2 separate regions of the Homo sapiens genome follow, and region 2 is linked to region 1. A link is an interaction called in ENCODE POLR2A ChIA-PET data of the cell type or tissue named here. Cell type or tissue: GM12878. All regions are shown on one strand. Links, peaks and the distances in the headings refer to the core of each region. The heading gives the core; the rest is flanking DNA. Region 1 overlaps LOC105373109 (a long non-coding RNA gene). Region 2 overlaps CNIH3 (cornichon family AMPA receptor auxiliary protein 3).

Region 1 (7,056 bases), core at 1,080-5,079:
TGTTCCCACTCCTCTGCCTTCCTTTGAGTCAATGCCAACTGCAAGTGATGGTGGCTGATTTCCTTGCTATAGTAAGCTCCAAATAAATAGCCTTTGCCTCGTCTCCTTTGAGTGGCCTTCATTTATTTCCATAACTGTTAGATCATGATCCTTATCAAGTCCTAATCAAGGTCATGTCAGGAAGTAAACATTTTCATGTTTCTGCATTGTTAGGCTTCTTCTTGAGTAAATTTTACTGGAATCTGGGTTAAAGGACAAATCTTGGAAGTTAAAGGGTAATTGGATCACCGGAGAACTCCTGAAAGATTTATCTCCCTGGAGGTACTTCCATGGAGGTATGTGTTTACATTTCAAAGGAGAGTAAGAACCAGATTCAAAGGAGAATAAAACCCAGACATGGAGCCATTCCAAGGTTGTAAACTCTGCCAAGCTTGTCTTATCTTTCCCCAGAGACATGTATTTACATTCCAAAGGGCTCTTCCCCTTCTCTTTCCAAGGAGATTTTCTTTATAGCAGAGATTTTTTTTTTTTTTCTCTCAGAAAACCTGCTGGGCAAGCCATCCTATGTAAACTGCCAGATGGATAATTTCAGGGTTCCTCTCTTGTAGTACAAGAAGACCCCTTTATACACAGAGCCCAGCCATCTGGCCCTCATCACATCACCTCAGAAGAGGGAATAACTGGGGTGTGGGGAACTGCAGCAGTTACGGCTATAATAAGTAATAATAATTTTCCTTGATCCAGTGTGGGAGATCAGAAATATGCCACAGGAAAATATGAAGGATTGTTGAGCTGAAGGCAATGAAGAAGCAGCAGATGCAAGAAAGCTCTCTGCCCTCCCTCTATTTGCCTAAAAGCAGGACATAGATTTACAAAAACAAAAGGTATCCTGCCCCACCTTCTACTGGGAAGAGCAAAAATATTAACTACCAAAGACAACTTCGGACCCTTATTGGCCTAGAGATGATACCAGAAGAATCTACATTAACAAGCTTTACTTACTGGCCTTTATTGCCACTCATTTCCTTCCTCCAAGTTGCTGCCCTTAGAGACTCAACGTCCTTTTCCTTTGTCTTGTCACATCCTAAAAATGTACTGTTTGAACTGGAATTCTAACGCACCTCTTTGAAAACTACTCATTCTCTGGGTGTCTCCCATGTATATATGAAATATACATGTTAATACACTTCTGTTTGTTTTCCTCTTATTTAATCTGTCTTTTGTAACAGGGGTCTATTCCAGTTTAGAACCTAGGGGAGTTATTCTTTCCCTATATCAGAATCCTTATGTTTTCGTGTAGGAAAATAGAAACAGATAAAGATATTAAAACATTCTCAACAGCTTTCCTCCCTCCATTGAAAGACTTGCCTTAAACCAAACTTCAAGTTCTCAATAAATTTGTCTTTCTTTCTCCCTTCAAGACCCTATGCAAGCTCGGTCAAGGTGCCCTCCCTCACTGCAGTGAGCAATAAACTCAGCCTTGCCTTATTAGTCGGTAATATCGGCGATTGCTGGGGACCTGGCAGTTGATATAATTATTCAACAAATTTTATGGGAGTTCACTGTTTTGTCCTAGCCTCTGACATGAGGCCTCAGCAGACCAGACCAAATCAGAATGGAGTCATTTTTGCTAAGTGTCACATAATCTAACTGAACTTTCAAAGGGGCCAGTTTTCCAAAAATATAGGAGATTTCAGTCAACCAGACAGTGTGATAAAGAAATCCCCTCTGTTTTATCCTTTTAAAGAAAGTAACTTTGAAACAACACATCTGCTCTTTGTTCAATATTTCCGCCTTCTTCAGCCCTTTTCTGTCTATTATAAAGTCACATTCATATGCTCAGCTCCTTGAACTCATTCTATTTTCTAAAATGAGAATTCTAGAATCACAAATAAAAGCTGGCCCGGTGCAGTGGCTCACACCTGTAATCCCAGAACTTTGGGAGGCCGGGGCAGGTGAATTACCTGAGGTCAGGAGTTCGAGATCACCCTGGCCAACATGGTGAAAGCCCATCTCTACTAAAAACACAAAAGTTAGCTAGGCATAGTGGTGCGTGCCTGTAGCCCCAGCTACTAGGGAGGCTAATGCAGGAGAATCACTTGAACCCGGGAGGCAGAGGTTGCAGTGAGCCGAGATTGTGCCACTGCACTTCAGCCTGGGCAACAGAGTGAGACTCCACCTCAAAAACAATTAAAAAGTCAATTATATCTTTAAGCTAAATTTGTTATAATTTTGTCTTTTAACCATTTTGGGCAACCACAAAAGGAACCAAGGGAGACTGCTGATGATTCCTGAGCCCCCTTGGGGAGTGCAGGACAGGCACTGCTGACCCCTTTTCAGGTCCCCTGCCTTCCTCAATGAGCCCCCAAGGTTTGTAAATAAGTTTTTCTAGGGTTGGACTCGCTTTTTTTTTTTTTTTGCGTTGCCTCCCTCCCTTGAAATTCTCCAATCTTTTTGGCTTTCAAATCCAGGGTTAGTTTGTACTGAGAGAGCATATGACCTTTTGGGATTTGTGGTGACTGATGAGCAACTGGCAAGAGCTGCAGTTTTAAAGGTAACTGACAGCAGTTGCAAAAAGTGTCTGTTACTGCAGGAGGTATGCAACTCTGGCTCTCAGAAATTCTGAGCGATTTCACTTCTTTCCTCTTCGTTTATTTTTCTTGTGTGCCCATGTAGGAAGATATCATTGGCTATGTTGGTCAAGGGATCTCAGGGCCAAAGCCACAATTTGACTGCTGGGCAAGTGTTAGGCACCTACACATTGCTTAAAGCACTTGCCACCTAAAAATAAGTAACCTGTGTTAGGATAAGCTGAGTCACAGCAAGGGTTAGTTCTGACACTAGGGTACATGCCAGCCTTAAGAAAACTTCTGTGCATTAAAGAAACATTGTGAAAACATTACACTACCCAACCCTGTGGCTTTTCCCTCTTAGATATTTATCTTTGCTCTGAGAAAACTCCAAAAAAGTATGTTAATGAGGACACTGTAACCTATAAATAATGTTTTCAGACCAGAAACCCAAAGTGATGGTAACTGAGAATAGCACTAATGGTCTAGGTGAGAGTGACCAAAGAGGGGAATTGTTAAACAAAATTTATGGGAGGTGATATGGTTTGTGTTTGTGTCTCCACCCAAATCTTGTGTTGAATTGTAATCCCCAGTGTTGTGGGAGGGACCTGGTGGGTGGTGATTGGACCATGGGAGTGGATTTCCCCTTTGCTGTTCTCATGGTAGTGACTGACTTCTTATGAGATCTGGTTGTTTAAAAGTGTGTAGCACTGGCCAGGCGCAGTGGCTCATGCGCATAATCCCAACACTTTGGGAGACCAAGGCAGGCAAACCACTTTGAGCTCAGGAATTCGAGACCAGCCTAGGCAACATGGCAAAACCTCGTCCCTACAAAAAAATACAAAAATTAGCTGGGTGTGGTAGCACGTGCTTGTAGTCTCAGCTACTTGGGAGGGTGAGGCTGGAGAATTGCTTGAACCCAGGAAACAGAGGTTGCAGTGAGCTAAGATCATGCCACTACACTCCAGCCTGGGCAACAGAGTAAGACCCTGTTTCAAAAAAAAAAAAAAAGTGTGTAGCACTTCCCCCTTCTCTTTCTCCAGCTCTACCATGTGAAGATTGTGCCTGCTTCCTCTTTGCCTTCCACCATCATTGTAAGTTTCCCGAGGCCTCCCCAGCTATGCCTCCTGCACAGCCTGCAGAACTGTAAGTCAATTAAATTTCTTTTCTCCATAAATTACCCAGTCTCAGGTATGTCTTTATAGTAGTGCGAGAACAAACTAATACCATAGGCCATTGTTTTAGATTATCTCCTGCACTAGGCACCGGCAGACCAAACCAAACCAGAATGGAGTCACTTGTGCTGTGTCATTTAATCAAACTGAACCTTGAAACAGGCCAGTTTCCCAAAGAAAACCAGGATATTCCGGTCAATATGTGTCAGTATAATAAAGTCCCCTCTGTTTAAATTCTAAATGGAAAGTAACTTACAAATGACCAATCTGCTTTCTTCAGCCCTTGTCTCTCTCTAAAGCCAACATCCTCTGCTCAGCTCATTGGAAATTCATTCTATTTTATAGAATTGTTGTAGGAAAAACTGGGTTCTTGTCACATGACCAGGAAAGGTTAGGCTTGCAGACACTTTGAAGGGTGAGAAGGGCAGGGTTTATTCGGTGAAAAGGAAAAAAAGGAAACAAGGAATCTCAGCAATGCGAGAATCCTGCTAGCAGGCTTCCCGCCTCACAGATGGAATCCCTGGTTACCACCCAGAAACAGCAGAGGCCAGGCTCCTCACCCTGCAAACTGCACAAACTTCCTGAGGCTCCACCCCATCTTCCCAGTGTGCAAACAGGTCGGAGATTCTCCGGGGAGCCCTTTTAACTTGGCTGTCTCAGAATGAAGTGTCGCCTGATTCTGAAATAGTAAATAAAAGCCAATTTGATCTTTAAATTAAATTTGTTATAAGTTTTTCTTTTGATACAACCAATATTTATTGGGCACCTACTGCATGCCAGGAAATGCTCTAGGCACTTGGGCTACATCCTGAAACAAAACAAAAAGTCCTTGCCCTCATGAGCTTACATTCTACTGGGGTGAGACAGATAATAAACATAAGGAGATAAATTATGTAGACTATAGAAGGTATTAAAATGGTTTGGAAAAAAGCAAAAGTAGAAAGCATAAGTGGGGGAGGTCAGGAGTGCCTGAGGAGGATGAAATAGGTTGTACGTGAAATAATGTTAGATTTGAGCAAAGTCCTACAAGGAGTGAAGGCATTAGCCAGGTGGACACCAGATAGAGGGAACAGCTAAGGCCCTGGAGAGCTGAAATTATCCTGTGCATCAGATCTCATATTCACTAAAGTTGAAAGTGATTCCAAGCCACTTCCTCTACCTCTACCTTGAAAGCAATTGGTCTATTTCAATATCTATATTGTATTTGCAGTCCATTCCCAATCAGAGCTGCAGAATTTGCAGTACTATCACAATCAACATGCAAAAAACAGGAGTTAATAAATTATGCCTGACATTTCCAGACGGAAGTTCCTTTATGAGGATTCAATTTCAAGGTGCTTAGGAAACTAAATATTTTATAGGATTTGCAGCAAGAAAATGCCACAAGTAAGGCCAAAGTTTTAATGGAAAAAAAATGAAATATTGAAATGTCTTTGTCTTTCTAAGCCCTTTGTCAACATATGAAAGAATCAGATCCTAGTCTTTAAAATACAATGAAAGATTGTTGTTGATTGCTAACAATGTTACTTGACCACAAACACCCCAAGACAGTGACAATCAATCGGATAACTGAGACAGCTACTAAGTGATTAACGGTGGAGAGTAGAGACAGCTGGATACGCTGGACAAAGGAATGATTCATGTCTCAGGCAGGACGGAGTGAGATGCCCAGGACAGAGCAGGACAGCATGAGATTTCATCATACTGCTCAGAATGATGTGCAATTTAAAATTTATGAATTGTTCATTTCTGGAATTTTCCACTTAGTATTTTCATACTGTGGTTGACTGCGGGTAACTGAAACTGCAGAAAGCAAAGCTGTGGATAGAGGAACTACTATAGACAGATAATTTCTATACAAATGGTAAGAGATAACAGAGGGGCCATTCATTGCAGGACACTGATGAACCTCACAGAGGAAGGGGCTTTAGAGCTGGGATTGGAAGTGACAATAACAAACACATATTGCCAGCTCTGTATTGGGCATTACCCTAAGTGCTTTATGATTAGGAGCTCATTTTATCTTAACCACACTGCCATGAGATAAAAATCTTTTTTTTTTTTTGAGATGGAGTCTTGCTCTGTCACCCAGGCTGGAGTGCAGTTTTGCGATCTCAGCTCACTGCAACCTCCACCTCCTGGGTTCAAGAGATTCCCCCCACTCAGCCTCCAGTAGCTGGGACTACAGGTGCCTGCCACCACGCCTGGCTAATTTTTGTATTTTTAGTAGAGACGGCGTTTCGCCATGTTGGCCAGGCTGGTCTCAAACTCCTGACCTCAAGTGACCCACCCATTTTGGCCACCCAAAGTGCTGGGATTACGGGCGTGAGCCACTGTGCCCTGCCAATCGTTGGGTTTTTTAAAAATCACATTTGTAGGTGAGAAACCAGAGGCACAGAGAAGTTAAGAAACTTGCCCAATGTTAACACAGCTAATATGTGACCCAGCCAGAAATAGAATCCATGCAGTTGGAGCTCAAATGTGCGCCCTTAACTCCTAAGCTTCTTCTCTAATGAGTCAGTTTATCTGCCCAGGTGGAGAAAGCAAGGACATTGCAGGGAGCTGGACCAGTGTTTGTATATGTGTCGAGGGTTGGGAAGGGTGCAGCCACCAGGAGGCACAGTGATGTCCATCCCCATCCTTGTGGTCCTGCTTCAACCTCAAACTGGGGAACACTGCTGCTAGAGCATACGGGGGAACAAAACCCCCAGAGTCACAGGAATAGTGGTTGGGTCATTCACGTTCTGGTGTTGGGTGGAGCAGGATGCTTTGGCAAAATAAAACAACAAAACAAACAATAAACTGCAATCTCACAAAAGTATGAACAAAGGTACTCAAAATTTCTGCTATCAGGATCATTTCTTTTGGCCATGGCCACCTCTCCAAACCCACTCCACACAAATGGGCTCTGAAAGCAAGAGGCACAGATTATCATTTCCTTGGGAATAAGGAGGAAGAGGGACAGGTCTGGAAGAGAAGCTGCATTGGGAGGAAGCCTGCCTTGGGGTCGGGGGCAGCTCCCTAGGGATGCTCCAGATTTTGAAAAGAAGAATGTGTGGAGTCCTCTCCACCCCTTGTGTCTCCCATCAAGGAAAGAGCATGAGCAGTGCTAACTGGGGATAATAATTCCTCCCATCTGTGTACCTGTTTCCTATGCCATATCACCTGGAAGACTGTAACAGGGTGCTCTGCCTTCAGTTTGCACTCCCTTTCTAGAGTCAGAACAATCTTCCTAGCATATGAAAATGAAATGTATATATATATATATATTTAATGTAAACTTTTAAAATTCTGTATTTCAGTACTTTTGG
Region 2 (7,056 bases), core at 1,589-5,588, 140 kb after region 1:
AGCTAAGATTCATTGACTGTCGTCATGTGTTACCAGAAGAAGCATTTTACCCGTTTTTATCTACATAATCCTCCCTTCCCCTCTTTGAAGGGAAGTGCCGTCGGGTGCAGCACTGAGGACCGAGATTTGTTGAGCACCAATTTTGAGACAGGCTCAACAAGCATTCTGTACATAATTTACTTAAATTATCACAAGAATACTGAAAGGGAGGTATTATTAGCCTCATTTTACAGATAAGAAAGTTGAGTCTCTAAAGGTTAAGAAGTTTGCACAAGATCCTGTAGCCAAAATCCTTCCGATTATAAAGTCATTCACATAGAATTGCTTGCTGTGAAACATGTGAGCTCAGCAGAGCCACACTGCTGTCCCATCGTCATCCCCTTTTCTCTTCTATCTCACATCCCACTGTCCTCGTGGACTCTATCACCCTTTCAGGAATGAGAAAATGGTCAAAGCCTTGGAGTCAAAAGGACTTGGGTGGAAGTCTAGGCTCCATGACTTATTAGCAATTGTGACCTTGGCTCAATTGCTAGACCTCTATAAGCTTTAATATTTTCAACTATGCATTGAAGACAATTATTCCCATTCCATAATATTGATGTGGGGATTAAATGAGACTACATATGTCAAGTGCTTTGCAGAGCATCCAGCACATGGCAAGTACTCGACAGCAGTGGTTATCATTATTAGCAGAGAACATGACACTGAAAAGAGGGGTCGGGTCCCAGCCTGACCTCCATTCAGGATACTATAGACAGGAATGGGGCCTCGGGAGGGCGGCAGCATCCAGGAATCTTCACTCCTGTTCCACGTGGCCAGTTGGCTTCATGGTCCTCCCAAAGGGAGGGAGCTTGCCCTGGAATGGGCACAGGGCATAGTAAGGATGGTGATACAGTCTGGATGTTTGTCCCCTCCAAATCTCATATTGAAATGTGGTTGCAAATGTTGGAGGTGGGGCCTGGTAGGAGGTGACTGGATTGTGGGGGCAGATCCCTCATGAATGGCTTAACGCCATTCCCTTGGGGATGAGTGCACTCTCGCTCAGTTCACATGAGATCTGGTTGTTTAAGCATCTGAAACCTCTCCCTTCTCTCTCTTGCTCTTTACCATGTGACAAGTCTGCTATCCCTTTGTCTTCCACCATGATTAGAAGCTTCCTGGGGCCCTCAGCAGAGGGAGGAGCCATGCTCGTACAGCCTGCAGAACTGTGAGCCAAGTAAATCTCTTTTCTTCATAAATTACCCAGGCTCGGGTATTCCTTTATAGCAACACAACAATGGATTGGCCCAGATGGCAGGGAAGACTCGCCCTCTACAGTGAGTGTGCTGACCACACGCAGGGTACTGTTCTGTTACTTGCAGGTATGAACTCATCTAATCTTTATAGAAAGCCAGTGTGGTAGGTGCCATTATTCTTCCACCTTAGCAAAGCGAAAAGTGAGCTTTAAGTGACTCTTCCAGGTTCCCCTCTGACCCTTTGGGCACAGCCACACCAGGCCTATAGCTCTACCTCTCTAAAGAATGGGAACCAGTTCACCAACACCATCTTCAGGAGCTGACTCTGCCCCACTGGGAAGCTCTCTCCTTGACGCATGCTTGGAAAGGTGAGCTTTTTGTCTCTCAAGGAAAATATTCACTTTGTATTTTGGAAAACAGAGGAGTTTCTCCTGCTTTTCCTCTCTTCTTCCCTTTGGTCACTTCTGTGGGATACACAATAAGAGACTGGGCAATAAGAACAAAATTATGTGAGAAGAGGCGGACTTGGGTTTAAATCCCAGCTACAGCTAGACATACCCGTTGCTAGCTGTGGCTCTCTGCAAGTGACTCCTCTTCTCAGTTTCCTCATCTATAAAAGAGAGATCATATCCACCTTGTGGTACTGTCATGAGGATCAGGGAAAAGCATATGAAGCATCTAGATCACTGCCAGGTGCCTTGGTTTATAACTGTCATTATTTGGCCACTTCTTCGTAGCATCAAGGCCTTGTTCTGCGCTACTTCACCTAGGGAAGACTCACCTTCCCTGAGGCTCCCTAGTTCTCTCATGGGTGACGTGGGGACGAGAACAGCTAACCTGCTGTGCATGATCACTGTGAGGGGTGGGTGAGGTCACCCCGTGAGCATTTAACACAGTGCCTGGCGCACAGCACGTGCCCCATCAACTGTGCCCTTTACTCTTATCTTTATCATCATGATTAGCTTCTCCCAGGAACTGAAAATTCACTGAAACTCCCAACAGATCACGAGAATTACTTCCCAATCACAACTTGTCGGAGGGAAATATCTGGATGTTTCTCTTTCATAAACATAAGAGCTGTCAGGCCAGTGGCAGTGGCTTAGCCTATAATCCCAGCACTTCGGGAGGTGAAGGTGAGCAGATTGCTTGAGTCCAAGAGTTTGAGACCAGCCTGGGCAACATGGCAAAACCCCATCTCTACAAAAAATACAAAAATTAGCCAGACATGGTGGTGTGCACCTGTAGTCTACTCGGGAGACTGAGGTGGGAGCAACACCTGAGCCCAGGAGGGTCAAAGCTGCAGAGAGCCATGACTGCACTACTGCACTCCAGCCTGGGCGACAGAGTGAGACCCTATCTCAAAAAAAAAAAAAAAAAAAAAGACATTTCTACTTCCATTTTAATGGTCTTTGTGTACTTGTGTCTCCTATTATGAGCCACTACAAATCTTTCTGAAAGAAGACAGAGTATAGAAACAAAACAGCTCCATGGTGAGAAGTAACACAGACCATTCACCTTCTACATCCAGTTGCATTTGCAGGACGGCTGTGCGATTAGATTAGCGTCTGCAGCCTGCCATCCAAGGCTTGCCTCTCTGGATGAGGGTCACTAGTCTTCTCAGGAATGAAGCCAAAGCCAGGCCCAAGCAGCCGAAAGGTAACTCTATCCCTAACAACAGTTACCTGGTCGGTAAAAAGGGCATTGGCCAAGAGGAAGCCTTCTCCCAAAATCATCACCTCAAATTCTCCAGTTTTATACCATAAACCTCAGAGTAAAAGTCTGCATTTTGTTTTCCACAGAATTTTTAGCAGCATGATGCCTTTTTGAAAATTTGCCTTTTCTTCCTATCAGTTTTCCAACCATATGTAGACAAATTCAGCTGTAATGGTTGAAATGAGAGAGCCAGTTAAGTGAGACACTCAAGTTGTCGCTGCATTTTAATAAACATAGCACACAATGTGTTGCTACACAAACACCATTCATAAACCTGAGTCACAGGTTTCAGATGGGAGCTGGGGACGTGTATAAATAGCCTGTGTATGTTAAACAGTAGAAAAGAAAAGAAGTTTGGGGAATAAGGTCAAAATCATTGTGCCCAATTTAAACATCATAAAAATCTCAGCCTTGTCATTATTTACAACCCCCAGCATAACTCCCACCCAAAAGAGAATGCCAAACGGAAAATTCTAAATAAGATGATGTCCTCACGTCGACCTAAACAGTACAAATGATGCAGCATCATAAAACAAAGTTATAATTATGTTGTCTCACTTCCTGGCTGCCGGATGCCCACGGTACAGAGCAGCCACTCCACAGGATTTTCTGAGCTCTGAGCTGTCTGGGGTTTTTGTAAGAACATAGCTTTGACTAGCATTGACCAATTGATTTGCATTTAAAGACTCTGTGATGGTTTGAGGTGGCAAAAGAAGAATACAACTTGTGTGGTGGAGAACTAACACCTTGATCATGTTGCAAACGTTTCAAAAATGCATTTTTCCTATATTCACCCCTCCTCAGCTGAAAATAGCCCAGCAGGCTCAAGGCTGGTTGCAGCTGAAGACAAATCCCACACACCCTCCAGCCCCTCCCATTTGAGAAAAAGGGCATGGCCATGGCTTGGAAGAAAGGCAACAAGAGTCTTGGGCAGCCAAGACATTCTCGAGGCTTTCAACAGGTCCCTGCAGACTTGGCCTTGACTCTGGGTCATTCTGTTCCTTAGCAAGCACCTTGTGGCCTTCCAGCCTCCGCTCCCAGGAACTCATTTGAACTTGCAAGGTGCTGTTCAATGAAGTGGATTCAGGAAGCAGCAATTCTCTCTCAGGAGAGGTCTAGTGTTTCGTCACCTACTCCCCCACACCACTGATGCTCAGAAGGGCTCTAGGACCCCGTGTGTGGAATTCGAATGCCAAAGATTGACAAACAGGGTGACACAGACACGCAGGGTTAACTCGGCTCCCAGCTGCTGCGTGATTCCAGCTCCCATTCAGTCTGACTGCCTGCCGGGTCTATTTCTCACGTATCCTCATTCTGGTCCCTCCTCCAGTCACCAGCAGAAATGCACCTCTCCGTCTCAGGCCTCTCCCATCTCAGTCTCTGATGATGTGCATGGTCTTTGCGTTAAGAGCTCACTAAAGTGTAGATCATGCTGAATGCAAAAAAAAAAAAAAAAAAAAAAAAAGAGAGGAAGGTGTTAGTAGAAGCCCACAGAGGACTCAGGCTGCCCCTCAGGAGAGGGACCTTCCAGAGGCCAGACCCCTTGGCTTCTCCCTCATTCCTGTCACTACAGCATCTCGCCAACTCCACTACTGTGCCCCTTCTACTTCCCACAACACTGGAATAAAAATTTTTTGGGAGAGCATATTGTATCCCTTGGATAAAAGATGTGAAAGCTCTAAGTGCCTATTATCATTCTCATCAGGATGATGATTATGGTTGTTTTCCTTTTTGTGCAATTGCAGGGCAGGTCTGGGGGTGGAGGTGGGGGTGCAGTGGATTCTTTATGCCACCAGCTGCCATGTGCTTGCATGATGGCTGTGTCCAGGGGCTCCCAGATGATGCTGGATAATACGGTAGTGCTGGGGGAAAGATCATCATCACTACTGCAAAGGCCAGCGTGGGAACATAAGCCCTCTGGGCACCAGAACTCAATGAATTCTTGATTGGGTAACTCCCTGGCCCTCTTATTTTTAATGGACTCCAGGAATTAAACATGCATTAAAAGTGTGTGACCTAAAGTATTGCCCCAATACTACTAAGAGTGGGGTGAAGGGGACATGTATCCCTGTGCGCTTAGTAAGGGCTTCAGGGTAATTTTGCAAGGCTGAGGAATGATCTGCACCAAAATATACCTCTTTGTCTATTTCGCAGAAAAAGAAACCAACTATCTTTTCACATTATAGTGAGAAAAAAAGATTCATCTAAGAAGTAAAACCAAAGGAAAGAAATGAAAAGGTTTGACTTCTAACCCTTTGCAGCTGTGGATGCCCAATGAGCTCCTCTGAGTAGCTCAAGTTCCATCTTCAGGAACCTCACACACCTCATGTACACAGAGAACCACTGGTCAGACCTGGAGCAAGAGGGACTTACTCTACTTGGGGAAGCTGAGGGCCAGATGAGGAGTGACAGCAGGGCGAGAAGCCACATTCTAACTCCAAAGCCAGTGCTTTTTGCATAACAGTACTAAGCCTCAAGTGGATACCTTTGTTTACTCACTTTCATTCGTTATGCCAGACACTATTCTCAGTGCTGGGGAAAATGGTGAGTGTGCAGCCCCAATTCCTGCCTTGAGGAAGCATACAGCTAAGCTGTAACAACAAACCACGAGGATTCAGTGAGTGCCAGGCACGGGCCAGGACACTGCAGACGCAGAGGTGAATGAAACCAACATGGTCTCCAGTGTCAAGGAACAAGTAAATCATAAATAACATAGATGGAGAGAAATAAACCTGAGGAGGAACAGGCATGATCCAGAATAACCACGCAGGAGGGTGGTCCTACTACTTCAGGTCGGAAAAAAATCTTTCTACAGAGCAGACACTGTTCACACTGGGCTCACTAGCTAGTATTAGTATCTGCATTAGCTAGTCCCCTTCTAACACAACCCTCAAATATCACCTGGTCCACAAGGCAACCTGAGAAGTGGGGTGATGGGTGCCATGCGGTTCAAACAGGATAGAAGAAAGAGCACAGGCTCTGAAGCCAGATGTTGCTAATTATTAGCAGGGACCTGAGACACATTTCTTAACCTCTCCGAAGTCCTCAGGAGCCCCTCAGGGAGCTCAAACTATAAACTATCAACCCCGTCTTCCCCGCTGTTGTGTGGGTCTCTAGCCCTGAGCTCAGTTCAGACATGGCTCTGCATACACGAGTCCCCTTCCCTCCCTCCCACGGTGGCCTGCGCTGACGCTGCTGTGCTCTCCACCAGCTCCGGATCTGAGGGGCTGGCAGCTCCTAAGGTGGGAGAAACAGAGTCTTTTAAGCAGCCCCAAAGAGCACCAAGGGGCCAGATTCAACAAAGAATGTGGGTGCCCGTGGCGGCCACCCAGGGTCCCAGTGAGGCTGCAGGAACTGTTTCCAATTTTGTTTTAGAAACAGAGTGATTAACACATGTATCATGAAGGCAGGGCCAAACTGAAGTAATGAATTAGAGGACAAACAGTCAAACAGACTGTCTGGAACACACTCGGTTACAGAACAATCACACCCATCTAACCGAGAGGAGCTGCCAAGACCTCCCTACCCCACCCCCTCCCACCCCCGCAGCGGAGCACGCACAGCCGCTTCCCTCCCTGTGAACTCATATGGCTTCTTCCCTGCGACGCCTCGGCTCCAGCAGTTACTGCAACAAAACTGAAATGAGGGAAAGTCTCGCCTCTGTCTTCATCCACACTGAGGTGGATCCCAGGCTAAAGGGGCAGGAGCTAATGAAAACAATGGTCTCATTCTGTTGGCTTAGAGGAGAGACAGTGCTGTCTCTGGGGACAGGCCACTCAGCCCATGACTCTGCAGAAGGGGAAGTCTGTGGCTCCACAAAGAAAGCAGGGTTGAGCACACTGCAGGGAAAAAACCTAACCTCCAAGGTGGCAAGTCCCTAAGCCCACGGCGGCTTTGTCCACACTCTGTAGGTCTCCCAAGACAGAAACCCATCTGACAAGCCTTTGGTTGTTAAATAGTTCAGACTTGGAGTCAGAAAGACTTAGGTGAACCCACTGGGCACCGTAGAAATCTCCGGAGGCTTCAAAGACCGTCAGGCTCCCTGCAGGCTGGAGCAGTAAACATCCCAGAGCACCCCACAGAGTCTGCGGACACTGGGGATGTAAAG

Evidence for each region. ChIA-PET counts read pairs that join two places held together with the same protein. Peaks named below come from ENCODE experiments on the same cell type or tissue, not always from the same donor. Only the 100,000 strongest peaks of a DNase experiment are listed, where the experiment ranks them.
Region 2: POLR2A ChIA-PET joins it to region 1 with 6 read pairs; 1 of 35 experiments calls an interaction of 5 or more read pairs at or near these places.

What each region holds. Positions count from the first base shown.
Region 1 is chr1:224,877,939-224,884,994 of GRCh38, reverse strand. It overlaps LOC105373109 (a long non-coding RNA gene), which reads left to right. Exons shown (of 3, transcript XR_949207.2): 2 at 214-335; 3 at 745-1,207. Among named protein-coding and RNA genes, the nearest start is that of DNAH14, 48 kb to the left of the region's middle. In GM12878, for the core only: no CTCF peak of the experiment used is centred there; a DNase peak (open chromatin) is centred at 3,074.
Region 2 is chr1:224,736,653-224,743,708 of GRCh38, reverse strand. It overlaps CNIH3 (cornichon family AMPA receptor auxiliary protein 3), which reads right to left. Exons shown (of 6, transcript NM_152495.2): 6 at 3,155-4,380. The coding sequence ends at 4,353. Among named protein-coding and RNA genes, the nearest start is that of CNIH3-AS1, 9.6 kb to the right of the region's middle. RefSeq lists enhancers at 6,468-6,517, 6,868-6,927. In GM12878, for the core only: no CTCF peak of the experiment used is centred there; a DNase peak (open chromatin) is centred at 3,618; H3K4me3 peaks cover 707 bases; H3K27ac peaks cover 1,267 bases.